Regions from separate parts of the Homo sapiens genome. Here region 2 is linked to region 1. Evidence: chromatin loops called from intact Hi-C (ENCODE). Cell type or tissue: heart left ventricle. All regions are shown on one strand. Links, peaks and the distances in the headings refer to the core of each region. The heading gives the core; the rest is flanking DNA. Region 1 holds the start of LOC105372693 (a long non-coding RNA gene). Region 2 has its middle 71 kb from the start of LINC01742.

Evidence for each region. A loop is a pair of places that touch in the nucleus more often than their neighbours do. Peaks named below come from ENCODE experiments on the same cell type or tissue, not always from the same donor. Only the 100,000 strongest peaks of a DNase experiment are listed, where the experiment ranks them.
Region 2: it touches region 1 in a loop (2.4-fold over the local background); 10 of 110 quality-filtered maps call a loop at or near these places.

The regions. Positions count from the first base shown.
Region 1 is chr20:57,997,944-58,000,850 of GRCh38, reverse strand. It overlaps LOC105372693 (a long non-coding RNA gene), which reads left to right and starts at 1,289. Exons shown (of 6, transcript XR_007067678.1): 1 at 1,289-1,621. In heart left ventricle, for the core only: no CTCF peak of the experiment used is centred there; a DNase peak (open chromatin) is centred at 1,280; H3K4me3 peaks cover 582 bases; H3K27ac peaks cover 1,370 bases.
Region 2 is chr20:58,073,485-58,076,391 of GRCh38, reverse strand. No RefSeq gene overlaps it. Among named protein-coding and RNA genes, the nearest start is that of LINC01742, 71 kb to the right of the region's middle. In heart left ventricle, for the core only: no CTCF peak of the experiment used is centred there; a DNase peak (open chromatin) is centred at 1,599; H3K27me3 peaks cover 983 bases.

The sequences.
Region 1 (2,907 bases), core at 158-2,657:
AGGCCGTCGTAACACAATAGTAAGTATTTGTATCTCTAAACATGTCCAAACATAGACAAGGTACCATAAAAATACAGTATTATAATTTTGTGGGACCGCCATCATATAGGTGGTCTGTCCTTGACCAAAATGTCATTACGCAGCACATGGCTGTAAGTAACAACAATCTGTTACTATGTGCTGGTCTCATCTACTCTCAGCTCTTGTAATATTTTTGTTAATTCACTAAAAAGCCGACAATGATTGCTCCCATTTTATAGATGGGCACAGAGAGGCCAATTACAAAGCTAGTGTGATTCAAACCCAGGCAGTCTGGCTCAAGGCTGAGCTCTCAAACCCTGAGCCCTTCATCACTGTGTTAACACCCCCAAGTTGGCCGGGCGCGATGGCTCACGCCTGTAATCCCAGCACTTTGGGAGGCCGAGGCGGGCAGATCACGAGGTCAGGAGATCAAGACCATCCTGGCTAACACGGTGAAACCCTGTCTCTACTAAAAATACAAAAATTAGCCAGGCGTGGTGGCGGGCGCCTGTAGTCCCAGCTACTCGGGAGGCTGAGGCAGGAGAATGGTGGGTGAACCCAGGAGGCAGAGCTTGCAGTGAGCCGAGATCGTGCCACTGCACTCCCCCCTAGGCGACAGAGCAAGACTCCGTCTCAAAACAAAACAAAACAAAACAAAACAAAACAAAACAAAACAAAACCCTAAGTTAGGTTGGAGTCAGTCATGGGCTTAGACACACCATTTGGATTTTTTTAAAAAAAACTCTAGCGCAAGAAAGGGGCTATTGTGCCCACGGCAAAGAAGCCTTTGGTTAGAAAGAGTTAAGCTTGTGTCCTGGTGAAGGAAGGTGGCTCCAGGGGAAGTTTCTGAAAAGCCAGATTTTCTCAGTGTGGCTGTTCACAAGCCCAGGCCAGGAAGCCTTTTATCAACACCCCCGTCCCCCACTCTTCTCACCCCAGGTTTAAAAAATAATCTAATCTAACAGATGTTTCCATCTGCAGAACAATAGGCTGTGTGTGAGGGGCTTGTTTGTGCACCTGACAGTCATAATTGTTCAAACGTTTATAAGCTGTGGGGTTATGAGGAAAAGGTTTTTAAGAGACTCAAAGAAATGAGGAAATGGTGCTTGGAACCACCCTCTCCTGCAGGGTTGGGACTGGCTGCATTTCCACTTCCCCTAGCGTTTTATTATGAAAATTTTCAAAAATACAGAAGCATTGAAGGAATCGGCGAGCACCCAGACACTCCCTGCCGAGGCCGCCCTGACAGTCGGCTGTGCACGTTGTCACTCCTCCATCCGCCTGTTCTCTGTGCCAGCTGCATCTGAAACGACACTCGCTGTCGGAGGTGGCTTTCCCTCCACAGGGAGGGCATTCCCACCGCCGTGGGGGTTTGGCCGTGACTTTTGAAGGATATTTTTATGCAGAATGTGGTATTTGAGAAGGAGTGGGCCAAGAAATGTGAGCCACTGTTCTTTTCATTTTCTTCCAGGCTCAGCGGCACTTTCTGCCTTTGCATAAAAGCCAGCACAATCCTGCCCGAGGTGGTCCACGCCCTGGTGGCTGCGCTAAGTGCTCCCCACACACCGTGTTCAGTCCTTACAGCTGACCTGAGCCCCAGGTATTATTATTATTCTCCCCATATTCCATGGGCAGAAATTGAACCTCAATGAGGTAAATGGACATTTCCGGGGCCCCCTGGCTTGGAAGTGGCAGGAGGAGGGCGTAGACCCCCAGTCCCAGCCACGTGCCACACCACCAGGACCAAGCCTCCAACTTCTCTCCACCTAGTCTGATGCCTGGCACACTGTAGTCACTCCACAAATGCCTGTTGAATGAACTGAGTTAAAAACCCCCTTTTACAGAATGTGTTGGAAAAACTGAGGCTTAGAAGTCAGATGGGTAGAGGGTAGGGGAACACCATCAACAGCCCCTGGTTGTCATCACTTCTTGTCTCTGACTGTTGTGGGGCAGGAAGTTTCCTTACTCTACAGGTCTCCCCCAGGCTATGATACTTCTTCCTGAGCCCTACCCGGAAGCCCTTCCAGCTGCCCCCATGGAAGACACACATTCTGCTTAAAGCTCCTCCAGGATGACAGGCTTGTGCTGATTTCTGTCCTGTTGAAAGGCCATGTGAAGAAGTGGAAAGAACCCAACCTCCCAGGGTCCTACAAACCTAGAGCTAAACCCAGCTTCCGGCCATGATTAGCTGTGTAAACTTGAGCAAGTTATTTTTATCTCAACTTCTCTGTGTGTAAAAAGATGGTGACCATACCTCCTGAAGAGAGCTGACGTGGGTTTAGAGACAGAGAGAGGAGGCGAGCAGCATGGAGTACCCAGCCGGTGCTCAAGGAGACGCTGTTCTCCAGGAACCTCTGCTAGGCTTGGGGCTGTGTCACGTGATTTTCACATGAAGGGATTAGAACTGGGCTGGGGCCTCTGTGATCTCTGACCATGAGGATAGTTGGATCCATATCTTCTGGGCAATGTGACAGAAGGGCCCCCTCCCCACACACAGCTCTGTAAGGTGCCTTTTACTCTGCTGGTTTGCCCAGGGCATGATTTACTTGGGCAATCCCACCAGAATTCAACAATGAATCATATATGATTCCTGTCTGTTTCTTTTGTATTGATCCCCCTTTCTGCCCTCAGGTTGCTGAAAGACTATAAAAGAGACATTTTTTCGCCCTCTGTTTTGGGACCAAGACTACACAGCAAAGGGCTTAGTGTGATTCAGTGCTACCAATGCAACCCATGCAAACTCAACCTAACCTAACCCACCCAGCCCAACCCTCCCCACCTCAAACCAACTTAACCCAACCCAACCTAATCCAACCCAGCCCTACCCAACTCAAACCAACTCAACTCTAGCCAACCCAACCCAACTCACCTCAACTTAAACCAAGT
Region 2 (2,907 bases), core at 154-2,653, 76 kb before region 1:
TTCCCCTTCACCTGCTGTTTGGAGTCATGCAGGTTTGTAATTACAGCAAATGTTTAGGGCTCACTGTCATTGGACTGCTTTGGGTCAGGTGCCTATTTTTGAAACAATCACTGAGTCCACTGGAGTCAGAACAAGCTGATGGTGGAGGCTGCTGCTGGCAGATGCCTTCTGAAGGTGGAAGAATGGCTCAACCAACCACAAAGGCCTGGAGCTGGGGAGGATCCTTATCTGGGGGAAACCCCAGGAGCTCTTACCAGGAGAAGGGACGAAGGACACTGAGCAGGCAGGAACAGTAAACAACCACACATCCAGCATCCTCCTCCTTTGACCTTGCTGCTCAGCCCTGCAGCACACCAGCCCTTGGGAAAAGTCAAATCCATTTCTTAAGCTTTGCTTTTTGCCCTGTGATTGTTTTCTCCCATTTTACAAATGAACAACCAAATGCATAAAGACCATAAATTATAAACGAGCAGTTCAAATGAGGCGAGTGATGACAATGAGTGAAATCTAATTAAGCAGTTTGAGATCTGAGTGATATTGTTATTAAAGTGCCGCATTAACGGAGCATCGGACCAGCTTTCTCAGCTGCGCTGTGAGTCCGTCGGAAGCGAGCGCCACGCTGATTGACATCGAGATGGATTCCTTTCTGCAGGAGGAGATAAAGTGCAGTTCCATTGAAGGGATGGAATTAATGAGGAGGGTTTGCCCTTGGAAACCAAGGTTCTGGCCCTGGCTGGTCTGTGCTCCTTCCATAGCTGTCAGGAACGATCAGGGCTGGAGCATTTGGGAATACCCCCCTCTTTTTTTTTTTTTTTTTTTTTTTTTGTGAGATGGAGTCTCGCTCCGTTGCCCAGGCTGGAGTGCAGTGGCGCGATCTCGGCTCACTGCAAGCTCCGCCTCCCGGAGAGAGCATGATCATCTGCTTTTTATGATCTCCTGGGACTTCCTGAGCTGAGCCCTAACATTCACTTTTTCCTAAATTCAAGCCCCTCCTACCAAGGGCATCCCAGGCGCCAGACGCTTGTGCTAATAGCTGCTGGCAATTCACAGAGGGAACGATGGGCACATTTTCTGTTCTTCTGGAGCTCACAGTTTGGGTCTATTCTGGTGGTAACTGTCTTTTGGGGTAAAATAGGAAGTGTTTGAGCCATTTATTTGTCGAGCATTACGCCTCTGGAGGATAATTCTTGTTTAAGGGGGCCCTGGGCACCCCCGGGCTGGGGTTCTCCAGCAGTGGGGAGTGGACAGTGTCTTGAATGGAAGCTCCTATCTGGAAGGGAAGGTCCCTTTGGGGGCCACTCCTTGTTTGTCCACTTTCACTTCTTTAGGTTTGGGCAAAGTCGGTTTTTACACTTCAGCTGGGGATGAATGAGTTCCCTCTAAAGCGACGGGGAGGAAGTAAGAATGCCACCAACGGAAGTCCTTGCCGAGTACTGGATGCTCAGGGCTCAAAGAAGCCTCAGGCTCGAGGTTCACAGTGCTACGATCAGGCAAGGGTGTTGCCACCTCCTCCCAACAATGGGGAGACCAAGGCATGGAGGGACTGAGCTGAGTTCTCAAGGCCACACAGGCAGGAAGTGCTGGCTATGTCAGCCCCAGTTCTGAGTCCAGAGCCTGGAGCGTGGTCAGCCTTGGTCTGGCTCTCCACCAGGCTACTCCAAAAAGGATGAGAGAACTGAGTCACACAGGCGGGGCTTACCCCCAAGGTCAGAGTTTGGCATAGTTTCCCAAGCTGTTTCTCTGCAGGGGTGCCGTGACTGCTCCCCACCACTCCCCCTGCCATCAAGTTCTGTGAGACCCAATTGGACCTAAACCTTGCAGAGTACGGGAAGGGGAAGCAGTGACCCCCTTTCCTCCCCTGCAGGAGAAAATGCATGGGATTGGGAATTTCTGGCAAGACTGGGAAATGTCTCCGGATTTCTCCCCGCTGTACTCCGCTTGGTCACTGCAGCTCCACTGAGCTGTCCCTTCCCTCCTCCCTCTCTTTCTGCTTGGTGGGTCTCCTTCCTTTCCAGGGAGGCAAAGACATTTCCTCCCTTTCATTTGTCCTTTGTCTCCATGTCTGAGTCATGAGGAAGGGGCTGAAGAGCTTTGTCTGGTAATTTACACAATTAGGGATTTCTTGGCCAGTTCACCCTGTCTTCCCTTTCCTGCCTGTTCTCTTAACTTCATTCCAGGTGGGAGATGATCCCTGGAAGCTGGTCGGCTCTCAAAACCTGTGATGTAATAGAAAGAAAGAAACAGAACTGTCAATCCTGCCACTTGTGGGCTCTGTGACCTTGGGCAAGTCACTTAACCTCTCTGAACTTCCATCTCCCAGTCTGTACGATGGAGATTCAAGCATGCATCTCAGAGGGTGCTCGTAGGTATGAAATGAGTCAATGGAGGATGACAGCTTATAGTATGTGCCCAACTAATGTTAGTTTTTCTCTCTTTTGGGGAGATAGATGATAGATTCTTCAGATTTGCTCACCTATGGATTAGTCTGGAAGTGCTTTTGGTGATACTGGTTGGAGTCATGCAGGTCCACCAGACGCACTGCTGCTCTCCCTCTCCCCCACCTGCCTGTCCTCTTCTTGCTGTTGAGAGTGTCCATGCTCATTTATCTTTTAGGCTGTTTGCACTGTGGCTCTGTCCTTTGCTAGAGAAGAAACAGGCTTCCCTATTTGAGTAAATCCAAGTTAAAGCCTGTGCACGTGGAGGTTGTCTCTCGACCTTTTAGGGTATATTTATTCACCACCGCCCTTGGAGCATGTGGTCCCTTCAGGAAGACCAGCTGGCCAGGGATGAAGGCACAGAGAGGCCTCTCCCGAGCTGTCCTGCCAAGCATGTCTTACGTCACTAGAGAGCTTGCCTGCAACGCAGGACCTCAGGCCCCACATGCCTCCTGCGACAAAGCCTGCACCT